Regions from separate parts of the Mus musculus genome. Here region 2 is linked to region 1. A link is a contact called in ENCODE Hi-C or POLR2A ChIA-PET data. All regions are on one chromosome and are shown on one strand. The core of a region is the stretch at or near the end of the contact, and the rest is flanking DNA. Distances in the headings are between cores, read along the strand shown.

Region 1 (5,104 bases), core at 1,316-3,815:
AAGTACCTCTTACAACTACACAACTGAGCTTCTGGCCCATTCATGGTGGTCAGAAAGCCACGGAATCAAGAATCCACTACCAAATGTGGACCCTGTGGACATAGATGGGCGTTGGAGAGAGTCCCAAAGCAACCAGAGCAGTCACCAGAGTGACTGAGCCCATCAGCATCAAATCCATCAGAAGTCTGAGCCCCGCCCCCAACTCTCAGACTAGAAGGATGAGTACAAGCACTGGGCCAGGGAATAGGAAACTATACTGAGTAGCTTGAAAGGCAGGTCAAGACTCCCTCTCCCAAAATCCTAAAAGCTGTGCAGGGATGTAGCTCAGTGCTACCGTGCTTACCTAGCATGCACAAGGTCCTGAGTTTGATCCCCAGCACCAAATCAACAGGGTATGGTGGGATAAACCTAGAGTCCCAATGTAGAGCAGGGGAAGGCAGGAGAAGCAGAAGCTCAAGCTTCTAAGCAACACAGCAAGCTCGAGGCCAGTCTGGGCTACTGAGACCCTCTCTCAAAAATAATAAGTAAAAAATAAATAAAAATAGGGGCCAGGCTGGGCTACTGAGACCCTCTCTCAAAAATAATAAGTAAAAAAATAAATAAATAAAAATAGGGGCCAGGCTGGGAATATAGTTTGGGGGTAAAATGTGTACATATCATGTCTGAAAACCTAGGCTCAATGCCCAGGATCAAAAACAAACAAACAAACAAACAAACAAAAGAGTGCAGCCATTCATGGTGGCTCATGCCCTTAATCACAGCACTTGGGAGGCAGAAGGTAGAAGCTAGGGGGGTCTCTGTGATTTAGTCAGACCAGCCAAGGCTATACAATGATACCCTGTCATCCCTCCCCTGCAAAAAAAAAAAAAAAAAAAAGGGGGGGACAATTAAGCATGAAAGTACATACAAGTCACAAAGGAAGAAATTCCCTAGATGGACATATGAACCCAGGCTTAACCTCAATCAGCAATCGGACCAAATCAATCTAAAACAAATCTCTAATATTAGATCAACTCATAAATCTGCCACCAAAAGATGTTAGGAGTATACACAAGTATGGTTAGTTTGGAGAGTGATGGGGCACTATCCAGAGAAACTGAACCGTATGTCCACTAACAGATCTCCCACCAGGAACTGTGTGTACAGCAGTGGGAGAACACTAAGGATGTCAGTCTCAAGAATTGCAACAGACAAACCTGGAGCAAAGTCAACCTTCACATACATAAAAACAAATCCTCTGGGAAACAACTGAGAAAGAACGGCTATTTCATTTCATTGCTTGTATGCCAAAGACATTTTAAGGATGCATGTGAAAATAACAAATTCTCGCGGCACATGACACTCTAAAAAAATATTTCCGTATTATATTTAGATGTTTGTGCATGTGTGCACATGTATGCTGCCATACCCTTGGAGGTCTGAGAACTCTAAGAATAGGTTTTCTCCTTCCACTGTGTGAGTCTCAGGGACCTGCTCCATGTGCTCAGGTTTGGCAGCACCTACCTGCCTTTTACCAGCAGAGCTTTCTTGCCATTTTCAAGTCTGTATTTGTGATGCCGCCAGAGAACAGAAGATTTAACTCCCAGGAACTGGAGTTACTCTGTTTGTGAACCACCTGCTGTGGGTACTGGGGACCAAATTCTAGTCCTCAATAATAGCCTTATTCCAGAACCATCTCTCCAGCCCCTTACATTTTTTTAAAGACTATGATTTTCTGTATGTTATTTTTTTGCCTGTATGTATGGGCACAACAGTGACACTGACGCAGGAAGAGCAACAACCTGGAGCTGGGGTTATAGGGAGTTGTGAGCCACCAAACAAAGGTGCAGGAAACCAAACTTTTGTCTTCTTCAAGTGCAGTACAAGGTCTCAACCCCTGAGCACTTCCCCAGCCCTCCAAACCATTGTCTCTGTTTTGTTTCATTGTTTTTCGGAGACTGGATTTCTTTATGTAGCCCTGGCTGTCCTGGAACTCTCTTTGTAGAACAAGCAGAGATCTGCCTGCCTCGGTCTCCAGAGTGCTGGGATTAAAGGCAAGAGCCACCACAGCCCAGCCCAAACTATAATTTCAATGAATGAAAGTGTTATCCATGTATAATATTGTCAAATACAAAATAAAAATTAAAAGTCATAAAAGCTGGGCATGGTGCCACAGCTTTTATAGTCCCAGCACTCAGGAGACAGAGGCAGGTGGAGGATCACTATGAGTTCCTGGCCAGACTGGCCTACATAGTAAATTCCAAGACAGTGAGAATCTGTATAACAAAATTAAGCAAATAAAAGTAGTCATAATCTTATAGATGGGTATTTACATTTCAGTTGCTTAAAAAACAATAAATTTTGTAAACACTATTTTTGCAAGTGCTTACAAGTTTAAAAGGGAAGAAACTTTCCAAATGTCATTAGAATAAAGCAGTCACCTTAGTACAAAATAACTGACGATGCTCAATATTAGGGTAGCCGATAAAAGTAAGCACAAGTTGAAAACGGATGTTAGAGGTTGCTTAAAAGTTCCAGAGAGCCCAACAAGCTCTTTCACCCCAAACGCCACCCAGTGTAAGACAAAAGCGCATGCGCAGCAAGCCTGACGCGTGCGTACTCAACGCCCGCCCATAGGAAGCGGAAGGGAAAAGATGGCGGCGCCGAGTGTCCCCACGCCGTTGTACGGGCACGTGGGTCGCGGAGCCTTCCGCGACGTGTACGAGCCAGCGGAGGACACGTTCCTGTTACTGGACGCGCTCGAGGCGGCGGCGGCCGAGCTAGCAGGGTGCGAGGAGGGTGCGCGCCTCAGGGGGAGAGAACGGGGTGGCCGGGAGGCGGAAGCCGGAACTTGCCGCCCTCCTCCGGAAGTGGTGGGCCGGCCTACTTTCTGGTGATTGACAGCAGAGAGGGGTAAAGGAGGCGTGTCCGGCGGGCTGGGGTTAGAGCATCGCTCAGATGTTCCTGCGGCTTCAAGGTCACCCTGCCCTGCCTTTTAGCTGTTAATCTGAAGAATGTAAACGCGCCTCTGAGGAGCAGCCGGAGTTTAGCAACCAGAAGCAAGATGTCCCAAAACTTTCCTAATTTTCTATTTTAATTTTTTTAAGTGAATATGTAAAACTCGCCTTAGTGCAAGAATAACATCCTCTAGCAAAGGAAGAACACATAAGGATCAGTGAACTATTAAATTCACTCAACCTAGTCAAGGAACAACCACTAGCCGTCTGAGCACTTAAAGTGTTATTGCAACTGGGATTTTTTTGTTTTGTTTTGTTTTTTAATTGAACTGTTAGAATTTTAGTTGCATGTGGTTAGAACTATTAGGGAAGGTTTAAATAGTCACGTGCCTCCGCCGGTAGGATTTTCACTAGCCTGATTTGTTGAAGGATTGGCCATAGCTTTAATTGACATAAATAGTAAATGCCCACATGTTAACTTTTCTGAGAAAAGAATTTGAGCTGAGAACGGGAAAGATGGCTCAGCTGGTAAAGGCACTCGCTGTCAAGCCTGCAGACCTGAGTTCCGGCCTCAGAAACTACTACAGGTTGTTCTTGGAGGTTCAGTTACAATGCTGAGGACCATTCTGCACACATACATATAATCACTCTAATAAAATAGTTTGCCGAAAGAATATGGGTCATTAACTTAATGGCCAAGATTCCTACTGGGTGTCTCCAGAACGAAATAGCCATCATGTTTATTTATATTGTCACTTTTTTTCTGCCTATAAAACCAGTCTTTCTTCATAGATGGTGGAGCATTTTGAGCTACTGGAATATCTCGTGGAGCACTGAATTGTAACTTGAATGCTCAAAACAGCTCAGAAAAATTTACAGCTACAAATTGCATTGCTTCGTATGCTGTAATAGAGCTGACCTTGTTACAAAGGCTAGGAATTCTAGTTATTTTTGAGACCGTAATGATTATTTCCATAAAGAAGGCACCTGGTAAGATTCACAGACTTTACTATGACCCACTAGTGGCTTGCGTGTCCTGTTATGTGGGTCACATAGATATGTGGCTGATTCTAAAGGTAAAAAGGAAATACTGTAACTTCTTCTTGAGTTGTTTGAACAGTTAAGTGACAGAAAAATCTTGTAAATGTCATCAGGCCAATCAGTCATGGAAATTAAGTAGTGCTTTTGACACACTGATAGTGATCAAAGGAAATACATTTATTGGAAAGTTATATAAGATTTTTAAATTTAGAAAGCTAAGATTATTGGCATTCTAAGATCAGACACTGAAGTACTTGCCCAACACAGTACTCTCGTAGGGAGAGAGGTCTTTGTTATTCATGTATCTAGGTAGATGGAAGGCTTTTAGCAAACCCTAGGATATGCTGCTGGGTTTATTTAAGTACTTCAATTTAAATACTGTACACACCTAAACTATTAGCATGCTTGAGCTATGAAATAATAAGCACTAAGTAGTTGCCAGAAATGGTAAATCCCTTTTATTCCCACATATTTGCAAGTGAGTGATGGTGCTGGGGAAATACATTATATGGCATGAGAGTTGTCTTCCATGAAGAATTATCTTCATAAGAAGGAACTAAATACTTTGTTTTTGTTGTTAGAGTGGAAATATGCCTTGAAGTAGGAGCAGGATCTGGTGTGGTGTCTGCATTCCTGGCCTCCATGATAGGTCCTCGGGCCTTATACATGTGAGTATGTGATGTTCCTCCACCCCTCCTGGGTCTCTGTGACTGCAGCAGCTCAAGTGGAACATTTTAAATAGACAATACGTCTCTGATAGTGAGGACTCAAGTCACAGCTTATGCTGGCCCCCAGCTGTAGCCTCCCGTTCACTCCTTCGTGCTGTGTGATTTTAGAAGCAACACAACTTTATGCTATCTCTACTTTTAATCGTTCTCAGGTAAACAGTTTGTCTGTTGTAAAATAGGTGCAAAGTTGAATGTCCTTGCAGAGAACTTGAGAATACAAAAGCCAGGAGGAAACAGCAGAAGATTTTACCATACGTGGGACAAATGTGTTTCTTGCAGCTCGTTACCGCCTATGTCGTTTGTGTGGCAGTGTCCGGGCAGCGATCTCTTTCCCTTTTCATTTGCTGGCCGTTTCAGATGAGTGTGGGCAGATTTTTCAGCAATGCTTGCCTTTGTTAT
Region 2 (5,104 bases), core at 1,101-3,600, 86 kb after region 1:
CAGTTACCCTGGAACCCAGATGAACAGGAGAAGAGAGCAAGTCATGTGTTCTTCTTTCAAGTAGATATTAATGCTTACTAGTCTTTTACGACTTTTTATTTACTTTATACATATGGGTGTTTTGTCTGCATGTATGTCTGAAGACTGTGTATGTGCCATACATAGGTGAGAAAAGGGAATTGAACCCCTAAAACTAGAGTTAGAAATGGTTGTGAGCTACCATGTGGTTGCTGGGAATTGAACCTTGGTCCTCTGGAATTGTGACTAGTGTTTTTTTTTTTTTTTAAGAATTATTTATTTTATGTATATGAGCAGACTGTGGCTGTCCTCAAACACACCATAAGAGGGCATCAGATCCCATGTGGTTGCTGGGAATTGGACTCAGGGCCTCTGGAAGAGCAGTTTATGCTCTTAACAGCTGAGCCACCTCTCTATCCCCCATTTAGTGGTCTTTAAATGGAAGAGCCAGGTAGATGTGTTGGCTCATTCAGAAAGCTAGAAAACTGTAGGTTCAAAGCCAGCCTGGGCTATAGAGTGAGACAAAACACAACAATAAACGGTGAAATAATGTACAGGGGGTGGGGGAAGGCCACTCCTTCCACAGCTCAGGCAGCCCCTTTCACGGTTGAAAGGCCCGAGCTTAGAAAGCTGAATCTGCAGAAGAAAGTGAAAGTATGGAGAGGTCATCCTCTATCGACAGCTTCCGCCCTTCTCTACCTACGTCCTGCATCCAAGGCAGTCTTGATGGTTCACATCAGAACACTACAGCTGCTGGCCAGGCATGGCGGCACAAGCCTTTAGTCCCAGCACTCGATTTAATTGAGGCATTGACTCAGGACACAGAGGCAGGAAGATGTGTGTGCAAGGCCAGTCTGGTCTATATTGAGTCTTCCATACCTGCTAGGGTTACACACTAAAGTTTAAAAAAAAAAATAGGAAGGGAAGAAAGAACTTAAGGAAGAAACTAGTTTAAGAAATATATGTAAACAAACAAATATTATAAAGCCGTTAAAATAAACACTGTGGGTGTTTGTTTGTTTGTTTGTTTGTTTTGGAGACAGGGTTTCTCTGTGTAGCCCTGGCTGTCCTGGAACTCATTCTGTAGACCAGGCTGGCCTCGAACTCAGAAATCCACCTGCCTCTGCCTCCCAAGTGCTGGGATTAAAGTGCTGCCTCCCACTGCTGGCTGCTAAAAGAAACATTGTTACTAATGTTCATGAATGGCTACCTTAAAACTGTAAAGGAAACAACAAAACATTGTTATAATTATCGGTTGTCACCTTTTTACAGAGTTTTGGATCACAGCCAGGGCCTGGTACCTGATCACACGTACATGAGAAAAGTCAGAAAAGGAATGTAGCAAGCAGTTGATAGTCAATTCAACAAAACTGAGAGATGGCTTCTGCGTCCTAGTTTATACACCTTCAGACTCTACACAAAAGATTCAGTCCCCATTTCTAAACTGGGAAGAATATGGCTGATGTGAAAACTGGGTAAGAATGTGTGGCCAGTCAGGCAGTGGTGGCACATGTCTTTAGTCCCAGCACTCAGATGGATCTCTGAGTTCAAGGGCAGCCTGGTCTACAGAGTGTATACCAGGACAACCAGGAAGGGATACACGGAGAAATCCTGTCTAGGAAGAACAAAAACAAAAACGTGTGGCATCAATGCTTAAAAAGATGGGTGGATTGCCAGCTGTAGTAGCACAGGTCCTTAATTCCAGTACTTGGGAGGCAGAGGTAGGGATTATCTCAGTGAGTCCGAGGTCAGCCTGGTCTACATAGTACACTGAAAGTTCTTTGCTAAAGTTACATGGCTTCAGTAAAATTTGCTTAGCTTTAGAGAAAATCTCATTGAGGTAGGGGCGGGTCATTCATGTTTCCGTGTGTACACATATACATACACACGCACAGAGATACACACACACACACACACACACACATGCCTTTGTCTCCGGAGAGCTGAGAGAAGCCACAGCCCCCATAGGATTATTTAAGGAGCTAAACCTAAACTCAGGTACCCAAGAGTTAACGCAGATACCCCGCACGCAGGCGCAGAATGTGGGCGGAGCCAGGAAACACCGAAGACGGTTCTGACCAATGGGCGGAAGTGCTGCTCCAGCGACCGCCCATTCGAGCCCCCATGGAAACATGGCCTTCATTCCGCTTAGCAAGGGCATCCAGTGCCACACTCACCCAGAGCTGGGGCTCCCGCACTGGCGACACCCCGGGGCCGGACGCGCTCGCAGCTCAGGTCTCACCCCAGAGAGAGAAAGGGAACGGCGCGATCTTTGAACCCTTCTTGCGGGAAGCCAGCGAGCGCTTTGCGGGCCGGCGCCTGCGCGTGAGGACGCAAGTCCCGGAAGCAGGAAGCTCCTCTCTTCTTGCTTAGCGTTCACGTCTGGAGCAGCGAAGGGGTGCTTTGACCCCCGCCGGTTGCTTTCTGGTCCTGGTTTTTATTCTTAATATTTCACCATCCCGGACTCATTGTCTTCCTGGGGACCGGGGCTGTGGCGGTGATACAGGACTGGCAAGGAATGCCAGCCAGCAGACAAAGAACAGATCCTCTTCTGCAGGTGGCAGGACTTTAATGCCTAATGCGTCTAGAAAAGAAGTATTTAATAGCTGACAGTCTTGTCATTCTCTTTTCTATACGTGACCCGTCCCTACAGAGAGAGAGAGAGAGAGAGAGAGAGAGAGAGAGAAATTCCAGGCTTAGGAAAGTGTTTGGTAGTTGCATTTTAACTAGGCTAGAAGTAAAACTCTGAGAGATTAAGTATGGTCTTAATCTCTTATTCCTACCTAACAACACTTTCCTAAGTAAGTGCTAGAGAAAAGCTCGGGGTCTCAAACAGGCCACCACTCCAACTGACGCCCCCGGGGACAAGGCAAACTTTAGTTGATCAAGTGGGCGCTCTCAGGAAAACGTGGACACAGATAGGAAATGCATTTGGTTTTGTTGGTGGTTGGCTGGTTGGATTTTTTTTATGAGGCAGTGTTTCCACGTGTAGCCTTGGCTATCCTGGAACTCTCCCTGTCGGTCAGGCTGGCCTCTGCCTCTGTCTCCACCGCCTACCAATGCATTTGGCTTTTATTTTAGCTCAGGTGGTGACTGCCTTTCCCCACTAGTTGGTGCCATACCTGGAAGTCTTAATTCAGTTTAGCTAGTCTGAAAATAATTGGTACATAGAACATGAAGGAGGGGGCGGTGGTGCACACTTTTTAATCCCAACGTGAGGGAGGCAGAGGCAGACTCAGGCACAACTCTGAGTTTGAGGCCATCCAGCCTGGTCTACAGAGTGAATTCCAGGATAGCTAGGATTACACCGGGAAAAAAAAGAGAAGGAAAGCGTTAGGGAAAAGGGTCACTGTTTTGAGGAGAGAAGGGTTACACTACTCTAGGTGATCAAATTACTGGGAAAGAGGGCTTTGCCATTTGTGTAAACAGGTTTAAACTGGAGGGCAGCGTCAAGCCTTAACGAGGTGGGAGAGAAAACTATTTGAATTCCTTGTTGGTTCTAAACACAAGTTTTATGTTATTTGCTAGGAGATGCATCTGATATTTCTTTCAGCAGGTTTGTTAATCATCAAATTAATGTGAAGCTTGCTGTTGTCCCTTCTTCAGGAGCCTTGCAGGCTGTGTTGAGTGGAGCCAACATAGGTCCACTGGAGCCATTGTTAACTGAGAATGTGGGCAGATATGGATTAGACAGTGGTGGAGATAATTCCAAATCCTGGGTTTCTAGAACCTTCCCTCTTGTGGCACTTCTTGTCTCTAAACCAGAGAGCAGTAAGACACTAAAATCGTGAGCAGGTAACTAATGTTAACCACCCTGGCTTTAAGTGGTCTTGGCTGGTAACCACGCTGGGAAGAGCTGTCAGTTTATCCCTGTTAATAAAAGGACAGAGAAAGGGGCTCCAGCATGAAAGTACTGCCTTATCCAACCATATACAATCCACTCTCTTTTCCTTATCCAACCATATACAATACACTCTTTTTTCATTTCTTTAAATCATTTTAGAAATGATTTATAAACACTTATTCATTGATAGTAGTACACACAACCTTTCAGAACTGGAAGAAAAAAAAAACCCATAAAGACAATATTTTATAGCAGCTCTCTAGCCCCATCGTGGATGTTTTGTGTTTTTGCCAATTCAATTACATAAGGACTTTTCCCTCCAGCTTTTTAAATGAAAGCTTTAAAGCAGATGTGAAGAGAGGAGCGTGCCTTGGCACACTCCCCAACATACTCCAGCCACACTCGGCCACGTCTGGATGTCCTGAAAAGCTGCAACTGCTCTCCAGTAGGAACTGCCATTTCCCTTCCTGCAAAGCACAGCAGGTTCCCTGTGGCCAAAACGTTGCTGTTTTGAAACAATAGGGTGAAGCACCCTGCCTCTATCTTAAGCTTAAAAGTTATCTTACATACAAAGAGTAAAGAAAAACTAGGCTCATTCCTGTTTATGATTATGTCTGTTTCTTCAGGATTGGCATGTGCCCCATCTGTCACCTTAACTGCAAATGGTTCTGTGCTGCCTATTATAGCATAACAACATTAACATAGTGTGATGAGTAGCAGTTGTTATGACAGCCTTGCAGCCTTGCCTTGGTTTCAGGAGGTTCTTGTGACCAACTTGCTCTGCTTCTGTTCTGTTTCTATAACCCAGCCTATTTGCCTGCACATCTCCCATTTTGACCCTCTCTAGCCCTGAGCTATCAAGCCTTGTCTTCCTCAGTCTAATGCTGGCCTCTGGTGTAACCCCGCTTCAGGGGAGGCAGCCACCACCTACGTGAATAAAAGAGCTTGCTGTAATTAGTTGCTTGCTGTTATTAATTTGCCCATGATGGTTTGGGTCAGTGGTGGCCAAGGCAGCTCAGTCAGTCAAACAGTGTCTCCAGGGAGGGAGTGAGGATAGAAAAGAAAAAGATAATTAGACATTAGAGCATGACTCCAGCTAGTGCTGAGGCTGAAGCAAGCTTTTTTTTTCCCCAGCCAGCTTTTATACCATTCTAGGTACATCCAAAGAATAGAGTTGGTTCTTAGATCAAAGACAAAGCAATCAAAGCAGGCAATAAGCAAAGAGATCAAATAAGGTAGTAA

What was found. Hi-C counts contacts between places; a loop is a spot of excess contacts on that map. ChIA-PET counts read pairs that join two places held with the same protein, here RNA polymerase II (POLR2A).
Region 2: a map of regulatory T cell shows a loop between it and region 1 (2.8-fold over the local background). The contact joins the promoter of Rwdd2b here to the promoter of N6amt1 in region 1. A Hi-C loop is called at or near these places in 4 of 37 maps with a recorded cell type or tissue (gastrocnemius, heart, left cerebral cortex and 1 more). POLR2A ChIA-PET finds 5 or more read pairs at or near these places in 3 of 5 experiments (Patski and embryonic stem cell).

What each region holds. Positions count from the first base shown.
Region 1 is chr16:87,351,620-87,356,723 of GRCm38, forward strand. N6amt1 (N-6 adenine-specific DNA methyltransferase 1 (putative)) reads left to right here and starts at 2,566. Exons shown (of 6, transcript NM_026366.2): 1 at 2,566-2,767; 2 at 4,559-4,645. The coding sequence starts at 2,634.
Region 2 is chr16:87,438,242-87,443,345 of GRCm38, forward strand. It overlaps Rwdd2b (RWD domain containing 2B), which reads right to left and starts at 2,351. Exons shown (of 5, transcript NM_016924.2): 1 at 2,196-2,351.